Regions from separate parts of the Homo sapiens genome. Here all the other regions are linked to region 1. The links are chromatin contacts, found by Hi-C or POLR2A ChIA-PET in ENCODE. All regions are on one chromosome and are shown on one strand. Each heading gives the region's core, a stretch centred on a gene start or an enhancer-like site at or near the end of the contact. The rest is flanking DNA. Distances are from core to core; before and after follow the strand shown.

Region 1 (5,020 bases), core at 1,507-4,006:
CCGGGTTCACGCCATTCTCCTGCCTCAGCCTCCCGAGTAGCTGGGACTACAGGCGCCCGCCACCGCGCCCGGCTAATTTTCTGCCTTTTTAGTAGAGACGGGGTTTCACTGTGTTAGCCAGGATGGTCTCGATCTCCTGACCTCGTGATCCGCCCGCCTCGGCCGCCCAAAGTGCTGGGATTACAGGCGTGAGCCACTGCGCCTGGCCTTGTATTTTTAATAGAGACAGGGTTTCACCATGTTGGCCAGGATGGTCTCGATCTCCTGACCTCGTGATCCGCCCGCCTCGGCCGCCCAAAGTGCTGGGATTACAGGCATGAGCCCCCGCGCTCAGCCTCCCTGCTTTTCAGAAGCATCGCCAGTCCACAGGGCAGGATCCCTGAGGCTGGTCTGGAGTAGGCTGCATTTGGGGCCTGCAGCAAGGGCAGCTGGAGACCGCAGGGAGCCCTCCCACCTGACAAACAGAAAAGCTCCCCTGCTCCGGCCCCCGGATATAGGTGCATCTTTTCAGACCATGTTTGCCCTGTTTCTGGGAAGGAAAAGTAAACGGCAGCGACCAGATTCCTGTTGGTGTTTTTGCTCCATATTTTGATTGGGGAACTGAATCATGTTTTTCCTTTCATAAACACGAAAATGTTAAGTACATAACAGCTAAATTAATCCATGCCCATAAATTGGTTAATTATGTTAATTCTGAGTCACAGAATTCAGTCTCGTTAGTGTTTCCATTAAGCAGTTTAGGCCTGTGAGCATTTTAAGAGAACAGTTTAAGCTGTAGATTAATCTTCAAAGGTTCCCAGCGCATTTTCAACTGCAAGAGGATTTTAAATGCACTGGGGGGCTTGGGGGGATTTGGTGAATGTTAGGAGCTGCTGCTGTCAGGGAGCGGGTGTTCCCCACTTCCTCGTCCCTCACCTCCCCCAACACATCCAAGGCCCCTGCCTGCTAGATCTGAGCATCGCCAGGCTAAGCAGGAGCCATAGGAAGGAGGAGATGGGCAAGAACTGGCATAGCCCCTTCTGCCCTGTGTCTCCCTGGTGGCCATGCCCTCCTCAGGCCGCCCTGCTGCAGACACCCGCAGAGAATGGGTGAGGCTAGCTCTCGAATGCTGTGGGCTGCATAGCCCTGGGTTCCTGAGAGGGCTGCTGAGGGGCTTTCTTCCTGGGTGTACATAAGAAAGAAGCAGAGAGACAGGAAGAGAGCACGCTGAGTCTTAGAAACAAGCTCCTGGGTGGCCTTTGTTCATGGCGGCATGAACGTCTCCTTTTCGCCGTCCGTGTCCCCTTCAGAGGTCCGTTCAGGATATGGGTTTGCTTTCTTGGCACGTGCGCCTCCTCTAGGGTTCCTTGCCGTACTTGCGTGTGGTGCAGATGTACGGGTGCTCCATCTGGCTCAGAAGCCTGCTGTCCTGTCCTGCATCCCAAGCTGCCGGCTCTCACTGGCTTCCTGTGTGTGCCTGGGCCATGCACTTCTGTTCTCCAGCCCTCATTCCCTAGCGGGGAGACCGTGAAAGGGTCAGCCTCGATGTCAAACCTCTAGACCATGGCTAAGGCTTTTCCAGGTTTTGTATTGTTCTTTGAAGAATCAACAGGACCCGATTATCAAAGAGAGACCTGTTTAAATATGTACAATCATTTTCGGTATTATTTAGGTTTGGCAAGGCCAGCAGATGAGGAGACCACTGCCATGCATTGAAAAGGTGGTTTGTTCCAGTTCCCAAGAGGATGCGTCCCAGTACCGTATGTGGGGCCACACAGAGAAGCAGCGGGTTCTGTCAGGAGGCAGGAGAGAGGGGAAGACACGGGCCAGAGGCCTTGTGGTGGTTTCTGTGGGAAGGAGTGGGTGAGGCAGAGAAGGCAAGTTCAGAATCAGCTAGGCTGAATAATTTCAGCAGACTCAGGGGAATAGGGGCTGTCCCTAGCTGCCTGACACCTGGCCTTGGGTGGTTAGGTTAAGGGAGTAGTGACCTGGTGTGTGAGAGCCCATGATGGAGGTGGCTGGGGTGTAGACTCTGGATTGGTTGGCTTGCATGTGAAAAGCACACTCCTGATGGGTAGTTTACTATCCCGAGACCCTGGGTAGCGCCTGAAGGAACAGTCTCCCCAGGGTCAGCAAGCCCCAGATGTCAAAGCATCAGATACTGAAAATACAAGAGGAAGGGGAGAAGATGGATGATACCAAAGTTATCCCAGACGCAGTACCAGGGCCAGGGCCTCAACTTAGCTTTTCATTAATCTTCTCAACTGCCTTGGCAGATAAATATTGTAGAAAACATGATTTAGAGAGGCTGAGACTATGGCCCAAGGTCATGCAGAGCCGACATTCCGCTCCAGGACTCTCTGACCCCAGCTGTCTTCCCCCTACCATGAGCTGCTCTGTATCTTGCCAGGGGCCATACCCTTGCCACACCACACTGCCAGCCTCCCACGCTGGTCACGGCCCTTCTCTTGGAGGTCGCTGGCTGAGAGAGCTGCGCACCTGTGTCCGTGACACAGCTGTGGAGATGGGACGCCAGACACATGGACCACAGACTGGGGAACCAGTCTCAGTTATCACGGGACCTGACCTGGGACAGACCTCATCTCCTGGATCCAGGGCTGCATGCAGGACATGCCCATAAGGAGCGTCGCTGGCTACAGCTGTGTTTCCACTGTAGAAGGAGGTGGAGTGGCTCCATCAGGGCATCAGGAACAGAACAGGAAGCAGGAAGAGATTTGGCTTGGTGATCCCCCGCGCGTCCCCACACACTTCATGTCACGATGGCGAACGTAGGTCTGCCTTGACAACTCGGCAGACCACAGCTCCCTGGAGCTCCTAGAACAAGGCTGTCCTGTGGGGGCATAGTTAGCAATTTGAAAGCCGTGTCTATTGTCTTAGGTGATAATGAGGGTTGACAGAAACCTTTTAGGATTGTAGCATTTCTAAGTAACTGTTGAAACCTTACTTGGCCCGGAATGGCTGCTCATAGAACAGAATGTGCTATAGTTTTACTGAAAAAAACAAAACAAAAACAAAACATAATTCTCTGTGGACTTACTAAAATAAACCCAGGGCTAATGAGCAAAATGTGTTGGGGAGGCCTATTTGTCACACTCAGGAAGCGACAGTCTAATTTTATTTGCTCCTGTTCATTGCTTCTGCATTGCCATTCATTCGCTGAAGGCAAAATACATTACTTCTCAATAAACAAAAGTGGGCCCAGCGTGTCCCGCTCCCTGCCTTCCTCCAGCCGTTATCCCCCCGGGCAGGAGGGCTGACTTGTATTGATGTGCATGTGTGCGTGTGTGTGTGTGGGTGTGTGGGCTTGTGGGTGTGTTCTTCCCATTGCTCTTAATGTTGAGCTTCCTAGAAAGTTTTCAGGGGAAATGCTGTGTCTCGTGCTGACTGGGGCCGGCTGCATGTTGATAGGTTCACCTTGCCTTATACAAACCTGCTATTTGGAAAGTCGAGATATAAATTAGAAGCAGGCGGCCGGGTACGGTGGTTCATACCTGTAATCCCAGCACTTTGGGAGGCCGAGGTGGGCAGATCACTTGAGGTCAGGGGTTTGAGACCAGCCTGGCCAGCATGGCGAAGCCCCATCTCTACTAAAAATATAAAAATTAGCCAGGCGTGGTGGTGTGTGCCTGTAATCCCAGCTACTCCAGTGGCTGAGGCAGGAGAATCGCTCGAACCTGGGAGGCGAGGTTGCAGTGAGCTGAGATCACGCCACTGCACTCCAGCCTGGGCGACAGAGGGAGACTCTGTCTGAAAAAAAAAATTAGAAGCAGGGGAAATGGAGGAAAGACAGGTCACTACGGAAAAAAAGTGGCTTTGTTTTTTTTTTTAGCTTCACTAAGTGAGTTGTAAAATCATTCATTTCATCAAGTTCTCCCAGGGCATTTAAAATATTATTGGGTTTAGGAGATTTTATAGGAATGCACGTATTATTTAAAGCAAGGCAAACTGGTGTGATTCCTTCCTGGATGGAGCTTCTGTGGGCAGCTGCAATTGTCAGTGGGGGGATTGGTTCCCATAGCACCCCGAGTTCTTCCCTCAAACACAAAGGCACCAGGTTCTCCAAAGCAACCATCTTCCTTCCACTCAACACTCCTCCCGCCTCACACCCACAGACTCGTCCTTAGAGTGGACTGGGCAGGCGGGTTCATTGTGCCACGCTGTGCTCTGAACCCAGCATGCCCAAAAGCAGTCCGTTAGCAAGCTGACCATGGGGAGTTCATTGCCATCAATGCCATCAAAACAATTTGCCCAAATCAAATTTATACCTGACATTTTATAGTAAATGGGCCTTTCTTTTCTCATTAGAGAAATCATTACTGTTTTTCTTCTCCTTGGCATTTCCAGAGAGCCATTCACATTTAAAGCTCATGTTGGAACAGCAGGCTTCTACTGAAAATATTTACCTTTTCTTTGTTGGCAACTTGTCAGTGTTGGGGAAAATAGATGCTTCATTAAGATCTAAGCGCGTGATGCTTGCTTTCCCACACATCAGTCAGTCTTTTTCCAAGATGAAAAGCATGGTGAGAGGTGTTGGGAAATCATTCTGGTCATATGTTTTTATGTATTTTTGGATGTCTTCTGGCATCCCGTTCTTCTTGTTCAAAAATAGGCATTTCAACACCTATAACTTGTAGAGAGAATCCTAGAACAGGATCAGCTTCACCACTTAGAGCATCAGAATTGGTCTTGACCCCCGGGTGGCCAGTGAGGTCTCCTGCCCTGGAGATCCATGGCTGAAAGTAAGGGCAAAGAGAACCCTGCTGCCATTTATCCAGCAGTTCCGGGGCCAGGGCCTCAACTTAGCTTTTCGTTAATCTTCTTAACTGCCCCGGTAGATAAAAATTGTAAGAAACATGATTTAGAGAGGTTGAGACCATGGCCCAAGGTCATGTGGAAGCGAGATTACACCCCAGGACTCTCTGACCCCACTCTCTTCCCCTACCGTGAGCTGCTCTGTATCTTGCCGGCGGCCACGATCTTGCCAGCCTCTTGCACTGGGCCTGGCCCTGACCCTTCTCTT
Region 2 (5,020 bases), core at 1,897-4,396, 94 kb before region 1:
TTTTTTGTATTTTTAGTAGAGACGGGGTTTCACTGTGTTAGCCAGGATGGTCTCGATCTCCTGACCTCATGATCTGCCCGTCTCAGCCTCCCAAAGTGCTGTGATTACAGGCATGAGCCACCGTGCCCGGCCCGTATTCTTTGTTCATGATGTCTCTACCTGGATGCATGCAGGATGTCTCCGACAGTGAGCTTCCAAAGGAAGTCCCTCTGAGTGGCTTAGAGGGCTGTACTCACAGTAGGGGCTGATGGCACAGATCGCTTTAGGAAGGTGGTGAGTGGGAGGTGGTGGTGGGGAAAACAAGACTTACCGGTTTACCAGAGGCAGGGATCAGGGTGGGATCGGGAGGGAATAGGATTTGGCGCTGTTTTCACTGAATTCTGGAATTGTGGTCTGGCTCTGGGAATCACCTGGGAGGTCAGCCCCTGGAGGGGAAAGGCAGCCCCTCCTCAACGTCTGCGACAGGTGCCCTCCTACGCTTCCCAACCCCTCCCAGTGTGGGCAGTTCCCCAGCTCACAGGCAGCACACGCAGGTGGAAACAGCTCTACCTGTCGGCTCACCCTCTGGCGAAATTCTACTTTCAGACCAGGAAAGCTGAGAGGGGTGGAGGGTGCCTCGCTGAAGTCACAGTGCTCGGGCCAGGCCTTCCCATGCCTCACCTTTCTCCACTGGACCCCGCTTGTTCTTTTCGGCCTGTGAGAAGGCCACAAACAGTTGTTACTTTTTCAAGTCAAAGAGGGTATGCGTCCTGAAGACATGATCAGAGATGTCATTAAGTGTGCGCGTGTATAGGGCGGAGTGAGGCCCAGGAGGTGGAGTGGTGCGGCTCTCAGGTCACGGACATGGAATTCCTGACTCTGCCTGCTCCCGGCGGCCTGCTGGCCTGTCAAGGGGAGAGCACAGTGAGTGACAAGAGGATTTATTTCCACCAGCCAGAGAATGGCTCATAATTTACAGCCCGCTGAGCCAGCCTCTACCACGGCATTAGAGCCTTCCTTTTGTAGACAGTAATAAATTGTCTTATCCCCGGTGCTGACATAACATGCTCCTTTTTAAGTGCGCCATAATTTTCATTTTTAAGGGAATATTCATATTGGATGGCAGAGCTCATGGGCATCTGAATACTTCTCTGGAGAGAAGCCTTTTTTTTTCTTTTTTAAAAGAAGATATAATTCAGCTCCTAAATGCCACTAGCAGGGATAGGCTTGACTTCTAAAGCGACATTAGGGGCAGAATTTGGGGACATTGTAGACCCTTCATAGACAGTGACTTGCCCCTCATCAGTAGGCATCAAAAGGATCAAGCCCCTGCAGGATGCACGTCCTTTGACTGTCCGCCTTGCTGCCTTTGCACGATGGTGGCCAGGGAGCTGGGGCGGCCTCGGGCTTTTCCATCCCAAAGGACGGGCTTCCCCGCCACCAGGGGGACTCACTCCCTTGAGCTCCCCCTGGCAGGAGGGGCCTGGGGGTGACAGGCAGACAGTAAAGGAGTCTGAAGCCTGCCCGGGGGGTTCCCAGCTTGGGATCATGGGGCTGCCGAGTCCGGGCACCGTGTCTCTCTCCTTCTGCATCCTCCAGGGGGCAACAGTGCAGCCTGCTGATCCCCAGTGAGCGGTTCTCCCCGGGGCACAGTCCTGGAGGGGGATGCCACAGATGGTCCCTGGTCACCAGGGAGTCCTCGGGCCTGTCTCCTGTTTCTACCGACCCGTGGGGATGGGCCAGCCGGGGTGTCCTTCTCCCCTCCCGTCAAGGTTCTTGTGCCTGGGTCCTTATCTGAGGATGCCCTCACGGCGTGGCAGGAAGAGATGGGGCCGGGTGGCTGCCCAGGCTCCTCCCTCTGCCTTTGCCTTGTGCCTTCACAGCCACCCATTCCAGAACCCTAACTGTTCACCTGACAAGACCTCAGGCAAAGCCCTGGCTCCCTCGGAGGATCGGGGCTTTCTTGTTTGTAAAACAGGACACGGACTTTAGGAGCTCAGACACGAATGCATGCAAAAGCCTTACAGAGGGTTCAGGAGAGGTGAGTTTTTGTCTCCTCCTCTGCTCCTTCTTTCTTCACTGCCTGTTTCCCTCCTTTCACCAGGCACGTAGGGGAAGGAGCTGAGGTCCCCAGGCTGTGCAGTCCTTCTAGGTCTGGGCTGTGGAGGGAGAGGAGAGGCTGGCCTGGGGGTCTCTGCTGGGGGAGATACAAGTCCGGCCTGTGGGGTTGGCCAGCCTGGGGCATGTCTGTGTTAACTCAGACACACCCACACAGACACTTCCAGAACCAGGCATGTTTACAAGTAGCAATGAGGTATTGCTAAACCTCTGGCCTGATGAGAACAGCTCTCACATAATGCTGTCTGAGTGCCAGGCCCAGGTCCAGGCACTGTACACTAATTCATTTAAGGTGGACACAAATATGCCCATTTTATGCTCAGCTGGGAAAACTGAGGCCCAGAGAGGTCAATGGACTCATCTGAGGTCAGGCAGCTGGGAGGTGGCCGAGCTGGGATGAGAACCCAGGTGGTCAGGGCTGGAGCCTCTTCCCTAGCCACAGTGCCCCTCTGCCTCTTCTCCTCCTGCCTGAGCAATCCCACTTCACTTGGACCATCCCCTGCCTATTCCAGGAGACAGGACTTGAGTGTCACTTCCCCTCCTGCTGTCTTGTGGCCCTGCCATGCACTGTGGCAAGTCTTCTGTTATCTTCTGCCTGAGAGGCCGTGACTAAGAAGGTTCCAGACTTCCCGTCTATCAAAGGTGAGGACTGAATTAGACTTTCTTCTTGACAGTGGTGATCACCTGTGACCTGTGACTGGTACATGCTCAGGAGGGAGTATACTGTTCCACTTTGCTGATTTCTAATGAAAGATTACTTTTACAGGATGGAGGGAGAAAGGGCTCCGAAGGAGAAGGAAGAAGAATAAGGGCATTGGCCTCAGTCCAGATGAAAAGACCCAGATGCAAAATTATTTGGGCCACATATGTGTTGTTTGCTTATCAAATTTTCAACCTTTGAAAAATCACAATATTGGATGGTGGGAATCAGTAGCATTGCTGGAGTTCCTGTGGGTGGCAGGAGTTGGACATTGTGGCAGGTGACCCTGCAAAGGATAAACACAGAACCTGCAGAGGGTAAAGGATTTCCCAAGTCTCACTCCTGGAGGGAGGGGCACAGGCATGAGCAGCCTATCGGGCCCCATGTCATGCAGCTATGTTCTCTGCTGCTGGTGAGCTTGGCATCGAAAGAAAACATAGCAGGAATGATTTTGTCTGGGTTGGGGATTTGGGGGAGTTTAGACTATAAATAGTGAGGAGGATATAAAAAGCCTTAAGAGGATTTTTGGAAGCCCTAAATCCACCACATAGACCAAAGCAAGTTAACAGGAACCACTTCGGTTTTAGTGAGGTCTAAATGTGACTCAGCATAGTGCCCTCCCCTCCACTGTTCCCTTCCAGCTGTCGTGGTTCACGTGTCCGCTGTCACCACAACCCTTGCCAGCATCTGCCAAACCAAGGGCACGTGTGTCAGGAGGTCTGCTGCCAGCATGCCAGCTGCCAGGTGCTGCCTAGCCTTGAATTACGGCCTGGCTCACTCCCTAAGGGAAGGCATCATTGGCAGCCTCTTCTGCAGCAGAGAAAACGGAAGCATAGGAGGGTAGGTGCCTGGTCCAGGGTCACACAGCCAGCAAGTAGTGGGCTGGATTCCACACTCAGCCGAGGCCCACTCTGCTGATTCTAGCATAATTTCTTCAGGATCACCTTTTGAGTGGACCTCAGCTGCGTGTGGGAAGGAACCTGCTTGCCTCTGTGCCTTGCTTCTTGGACACCTGCGGTCCCAGCCTTCTCTTTTCTGTGGGCCCTTATTTCATTTAATACATGGACTCATCATAAAACCCCTTTGCACTCCTGTAGCCCCAGCTCAGGAAGCCTGAAGCCCACCCCGGTCACCGAGGTGCTCAGAATCGATGGAGATCCAGAGTTGAAACCTCCCTACGTTTGGTCCTGTGTCCCCAGGGTCTGCTGCCGGCTCCTAGATACCTACAAACAGGTCTTTACTGTTGACTCTTTTAGGAACATCACTGTGGCCTAATAGTGAGGGAGTGACATTTAGGATGATGGCCGACCATCTCATTTATAGGAAAAACCCAGGGCTCTAACACATATTTTAAAAATCACTGCACTGCTGGCACAGCCCTGCCACCCAGCATTGTATTAGCCAACTCCTTCCCAAGGCTCTGGGAGAGGCTGCAGTGGGAACATTCCAGATCAGAGGTTCTGCCTTGTTTAAATAGGGGTGGAGCGAGATTGCCAGGTCTGAGGCTTCATCTTGCCAGTGAGAAATGGGGGTGCAGGGAGCTGTTTTAGATGGGGGTGCAGGGAACAGCTGCTGAGGCCTCACCGTGAGTCACACACAGGGCTGGCAGTGAGGCCACAAATCACAGTTGGGCCCCCAAACATAAGGTCCTACAGCCAGGGAGAGCCATTCTGCCTGGAGACCGAGAAGAATCCAGTCAGGAAGAAATAGTGGAAGCTAAGGTGCCCGGGCCTGAAGGGCCAGTCCGTCTGGGAGCAGCAACTGGCCCTATGGTGGGACAGGAAGAGCAAGAAAAACAGTGCCAGCTTGCTAAAGGCCGTGCCCCTGAGTTTGATCTCCACCCTGCTGGCTGAGAAGACTCACTGATGGTCTAAGTCGTCTCATGGGAGTGCCTGGGAACCAAGACTCTGGAGACGGCAGGGAGGGTGATGAGGGGCAGCGGCTGGAGCTAGAGAGACCACCTGGGAAGTGAACACCACAGACAGTGCGACAGGGCCCTCGGCTAGGGTGGGAAGCCTGGGGACGGGTGAGGGAACTGGTGAGAGGTGGGAGTCAGGCCGAGCCCACACTGGGTCAGGGCATGAAGGCCACAGCATGCCCTTGAGGCCAGGGTCTGGTCCGGGTGGGGGTGAGGAGGTTAGAACAGGCTGCTCTGGATTTCAGAGGCCACAGAGAGTGGAGATATTGAGTAAGGAGGTGAAGATGTGGGACCCAAGGTTCCCG
Region 3 (5,020 bases), core at 1,453-3,952, 72 kb after region 1:
CAGCTACTCAGGAGGCTGAGGCAGGAGAATGGCGTGAACCCAGGAGGCGGAGCTTGCAGTGAGCTGAGATGGTGCCACTGCACTCCAGCCGGGCAACAGAGCGAGACACCATCTAAAAAAAAAAAAAGAGAGAGAGAGATAAATGTCTCCCAGATTACCATTGTCTAAACCTAACCTTAGGTCAAGTGTCACAAATCGCACCTATTAGAAAAGGAAAGGTCTCTTTTGGAGGCACATGCAGGAAGGGGTTGCTTTGGTCCCACTGCTTCTTCCCTGCTGGCGTTTTTGGAGCTCCCAGCTCTCAGCTCCGCAGGTTGTTAGCTCAGTCAGTGCCTGGCCCCTCATAGGCTGTCATGAGTATCTTGCAGATCGAGAGAAAGAACAAAAATACAAACCATGTGTGAGCAAAACACCATTTCATTCCACTGGCCCTTGTTACAAATGCAGCTAAGATCTGCTTCTATGCATCTTAGACGTCTCATCCCTTGTTCCTAGCAAATATCTTTGGTAAATTTACAAGTTTATAAATTGCTTTTAATTTTATCAAATCAGAAATTTGTCTTGCTCTTAATTATATGAAAAGGATGCTCCGTTTCTCATATAATGAGAGAAATGCGACGTTAACCTTTCTGAGTTATCGGATTGGCAATGTAAGCCATAGCTGCAGGCTGCAAGGGAGCCCGTTCCTTTTGACGTGTGACATGTGACGTGTGACGAGTTTTACGTCTAGTAATGTAGCCTACAGGTACACATGCACACAGCTGAAATGACGTGTGCAGTAGGTTTCCCTTAATGGACAGCTCCTGCGTGCCAGTCTCTATTCTAAGTGCTTTACCATCATGAAGTCATTTAATCTCCAAAGCAACCCTGTGAGGTAGACATTCGGAGACGTTATTATTATCCCCACGTTACAAATGAGGAAACTAAGGAACAGAGATGAAGTAATTTGCTAGCAGGGGCAAAGCCAGGTTCCAGACCCTGTTGTTCCAGGGCCCTTGCTCTGCTCACCTCAAGTAGTTGCTCCCTATGTGACCAAGGATAGAGCACTATTTGTGTAGTCGTGTGCTGCAAAATGACATTTCCATCAGTAGCAGACCCCATATTCAATAGTCATTGCATAAGATTCTAATGTCGTATTTTGACTGTACCCTTTTTATGTTTAGGTGTGTTTAGGTACACAAACACTTATCATTGTGTTACAGTTGCCTACAGTATTCCATACAGCACCATCCTGCACAGGTTTGTGGCCTGGGAGCCGCAGGCTGTACCCTATAGCCTAGGTGTGGAGTAGGGGTACCATCTAGGTTTGTGTAAGCACACTCTATGGTATTCACAAAACAACAAAATCACCTGCATTTCTCAGGAGGTATCCCCATAGTTAAGCTACACATGACTATAATTGCCAAAGTTTATAAACAACCTAAACGTCCATGAGTAGGGGATTGTTTAAGTAAACAACACTACATCTCTCCTGTGCAGCCATGGAAGGATCATAAGGATACACTGTTAATGGAAAACTCAAGGTGCAGAAAGTGCTAGCAGGTGTGTTACCAAAAAGGATGGGGAAACATATGTTCATATTTGCTTGAATAAGAATAAAATGCTTCAGAAATGATACACAAGAAACGGGGAACCAACATTGCCCATGGGGAGGGAGACTTCGTCATATGCACTTTTATACTTTTGCATTTCTGAGCCATCCTTGTATATTACTTATTCAGAGACAAAAATCAAAACCCCGAGTACTACTGCTTTTTAATGGGGTTTTTTGACCATACAACCACTTTATTCATAGATTTTAAACATTAAACTTTTAAAAAGTTTTAATGTTTATATATGAACAGGTAACATATGTTGTGGTTTTAACAAAAAGTCAAACAGGCTGGGCGCGTGGCTCACACCAGTAAATCCTACACTTTGGGAGGCCAACGTGGGAGGATCGCTTGAGCTCAGGAGTTTGAGACCAGCCTGAGAAACATAGTGAAACTCTATCTCTACCAAAAATACAAAAAGTAGCCGGGCGTGGTGGTGCACACCTGTAGTCCTAGCCACTTGGGATGCTGAGGTGGGAGGATGGCTTGAGCCTGGGAAGTTGGGGCTGCAGTGAGCCATGATCGTACCACTGTACTCCAGCCTAGGCAACAGAGTGAGACCCTGTCTAAATACACACATACACACATACACACACACACACATAAAGTCAAACAGAGAGTGTAATAATAATGAAGTCTCTCTTCCATTCCAGTCCAGCCTCCTCCCATGAGGCTGCCTGTCTGCTGGGTCCCTGGGAATTCTTCCTGCTCTCTTTTTCCACACAGTGCACACCACTGACCCTGAGTGTGGAGCAGCCCCTCTTGTTTGTCCCACCAAAACTATATCTGAAAATAAAAATCCAGTTTTGGTGACCAGGCCTTTTGTGGGTGTTTTTGGAGACATCCTCTATAATTGAAATAAACTTCAACTCAAATGATAGCCTCTAGAGCCCTTGGTCCCTGTCCTACCATCATCACAACCCCAGCCAATCTCAGTGCACCACTTGGTGGTTAAAGTGCTCGGATTCCTTTGTGGTCGGAATGTGGCTGTAACTGGACCCTAAGGAGCTGAGGAGAGTCAGAGGTTCCTCACCAGGCTTGTTTTCTGCACCTGCAGTGGTGAGAACAACTTCCTGTGTCACTGCTGCAGCGGTGAGAACAACTTCCTGTGTCACTGCTGCAGCGGTGAGAACAACTTCCTGTGTCACTGCTGCAGCGGTGAGAACAACTTCCTGTGTCACTGCTGCAGCGGTGAGAACAACTTCCTGTGTCACTGCTGCAGCGGTGAGAACAACTTCCTGTGTCACTGCTGCAGCGGTGAGAACAACTTCCTGTGTCACTGCTGCAGCGGTGAGAACAACTTCCTGTGTCACTGCTGCAGCGGTGAGAACAACTTCCTGTGTCACTGCTGCAGCGGTGAGAACAACTTCCTGTGTCGCTGTCACCACACACGTAGGCTGGGTTAGGAACTGTGTCAGGGAGGGGGAGCTGCTGTGGGGCTTAATGAACCGAGCCCTGTGGAAGACCGTGTGCTAGAAATGCTATGCTGGGGATGCTGTTTCATGTAGGAGGGCCTTGCTTACCTCTTCCGGCCCTGTCCAGGCTAAGGGAGGCTTGGGCAGTACAGAATCTGACTTGGGACAGTGTGCAGGCTCCAGCCTTTTGCAACCTAGTACTTAGCCAGTTGAGGCTGTGGTTAAAATGAAACAGGGCTGCCACATGCCACATTGTGTAAATGGGTCAGTGTCGAATGCCATTTCGAATCGCACCAGTGGGGCCAGTCCCGCCTGTCTTTCACCTGCCCGCCCACCCACCCAGGATGGTGTGGATTACAGCCTATGGGCTTATGGTATGAGGATGAGCAGGAGCTCCTGTTCTGGAATTTAGAAACGCTAAGAGATTTCCAGAATTGGAACAAAAAGTAAAGTTGTACTGGCAGAGGGGCCTGCATTGCAGAAACAGTGCATAGGCAGGTATGTAAAGACAGACAGGCTGCCATTTAGAGCCAGCGGGTGGAGTAGCGAGCATGGGCAGAGGTAAGTGTTGAGAAAACACAGTCAACAGCAAAGAATCAGAGCAGTATTCTTCCTCCCCGAAACCATTCTGATTGCCAAGAAACCCCATGGCAGGAAAGGAAGAGGAAGCAGGGATTTTTCAGCCAACAGAGACATTGAGCCAGCAATGGCCCTGTCCCCAGCTTGGGTCGCAGGAGACAGTCATGAGGGCCCACTGAGGGGGTTCACAGCTGAACATGTGTGTGCATGTGTTTCCTATTGAGCCAATCCAATTAGAAACAAACATTGAAAGGCTGGGGCGTCCGGGAGCCCCGTCAGCATGAGCAGCTGTCCTTGGGCAGGTCACACTGGCCCCTGGCCCCCTCAACTATGTGGGGTGATGACCTTCTAAACAGTAACCCTGCTCTGAATTCTGGGGATGCCGTGGTTAAAAAAAAGAAGAAGAAGAAGCTTAAACCAGTGGCCAGCAGCAGAGTCGGCCTGCAGATAGGCGTTAATTAATTGCATAGATGCTCTTTGACTTACAAATTGCAAGTTGACTTATTTCGATGATATTTTCAACTTATGGTGGATTCATCCCAACATAGCCCCATCATTAAGTCTAGGAGTGTACTGAATGCATCTGGCTTCCACACCATTGTAAAGTCAAAAAATTGTAAGTCAAACTGTCATAAATTGGGGACTGTTTATAATGTGTTTTATAACATCAGGAATTCACCTGGAAATTGCTACCAGGATTTTCACTTTGCTTGATACCTGAGAACAGACAGCTGCATGGGCCATCGCTCCCTGTGGAGCTGTCGGTGGGGCGGGACCCCAGCTGCCCCCATGTTGGCTGGGAGCTCTCCCATCAGCACTGTCTTTCCTGTGTCTGTCTGTCTCTGATGTCCCCCATGGAGCCTGGTGTCTGTCTACTCATCCCCCTGCTTTCAAAGATGTTCTTCCTCCACCCAGCTTCTGCAGACATTTGGGTTTTTACCAGCACTGCTATCCCCCAGAACATCCCTCACTGTCCTGGGCTAGCTGTGGAGGAGAGAGCCCAAGACTGAGTCTTCCCATGATCTAGGATCAAGGATCCAAACAGCAGGACTCCTCCATGCAACCCAGTTATCACACTTGGATGCTGTAGGGCAAGACTCACAGCCAGGCCTGGCACCAGATTTACCCACCGGATATCCCAAGACGGGAAGGTGGCTGCTGCTAGGCATCGGGGAGGCAGCATCGAGGGAGGCTGCAGTGAGATCAGCAGGGCAGAGGACAGCCTCCAGGACAGTGGAGAGTCCAGCCCGGCTGACCTCCATCCCAGCAGGGACAGGAAGCGGAGGGCAGCTCGATAGAACAGGAATAAAAGGGCACTGGCTTGCAGGAATGAGACACTGGGGGAAAGCAGCATGTGGCCTGGGCAATAGGTGCACAGCTGGCCAGCAGGTAACCAGGAAGTGAAGGTAGCAGGCCAGAGCCCAGCTATCAGGG

The links. Hi-C counts contacts between places; a loop is a spot of excess contacts on that map. ChIA-PET counts read pairs that join two places held with the same protein, here RNA polymerase II (POLR2A). Pooled maps may share reads with other maps.
Region 2: a loop to region 1 is called in a map with no recorded cell type, with 6 times the contacts of the local background. The contact joins two enhancer-like sites. A Hi-C loop is called at or near these places in 6 of 37 single-sample maps with no recorded cell type and 4 of 50 pooled maps. POLR2A ChIA-PET finds 5 or more read pairs at or near these places in 2 of 52 experiments (K562 and activated CD8-positive, alpha-beta T cell).
Region 3: a loop to region 1 is called in a map with no recorded cell type, with 8 times the contacts of the local background. The contact joins the promoter of PCSK6-AS1 here to the enhancer-like site in region 1. A Hi-C loop is called at or near these places in 1 of 37 single-sample maps with no recorded cell type and 4 of 50 pooled maps. POLR2A ChIA-PET finds 5 or more read pairs at or near these places in 6 of 52 experiments (H1, activated B cell, activated CD4-positive, alpha-beta T cell and 3 more).

What each region holds. Positions count from the first base shown.
Region 1 is chr15:101,404,492-101,409,511 of GRCh38, reverse strand. The region is part of intron 6 of PCSK6 (proprotein convertase subtilisin/kexin type 6); the gene reads left to right. Among named protein-coding and RNA genes, the nearest start is that of PCSK6-AS1, 73 kb to the right of the region's middle. Within about 2 kb of position 2,756, at least 2 of the 41 ENCODE cell types and tissues checked have a DNase peak (open chromatin) inside an H3K27ac peak, as active enhancers do.
Region 2 is chr15:101,498,622-101,503,641 of GRCh38, reverse strand. No RefSeq gene overlaps it. Among named protein-coding and RNA genes, the nearest start is that of PCSK6, 11 kb to the right of the region's middle. Within about 2 kb of position 3,146, at least 9 of the 41 ENCODE cell types and tissues checked have a DNase peak (open chromatin) inside an H3K27ac peak, as active enhancers do.
Region 3 is chr15:101,332,119-101,337,138 of GRCh38, reverse strand. PCSK6-AS1 (PCSK6 antisense RNA 1) reads right to left here and starts at 2,702. Exons shown (of 3, transcript NR_132373.1): 1 at 2,626-2,702; 2 at 202-361; 3 at 1-112. All of the region lies in intron 13 of PCSK6 (proprotein convertase subtilisin/kexin type 6), which reads left to right. RefSeq lists a silencer at 2,925-2,984.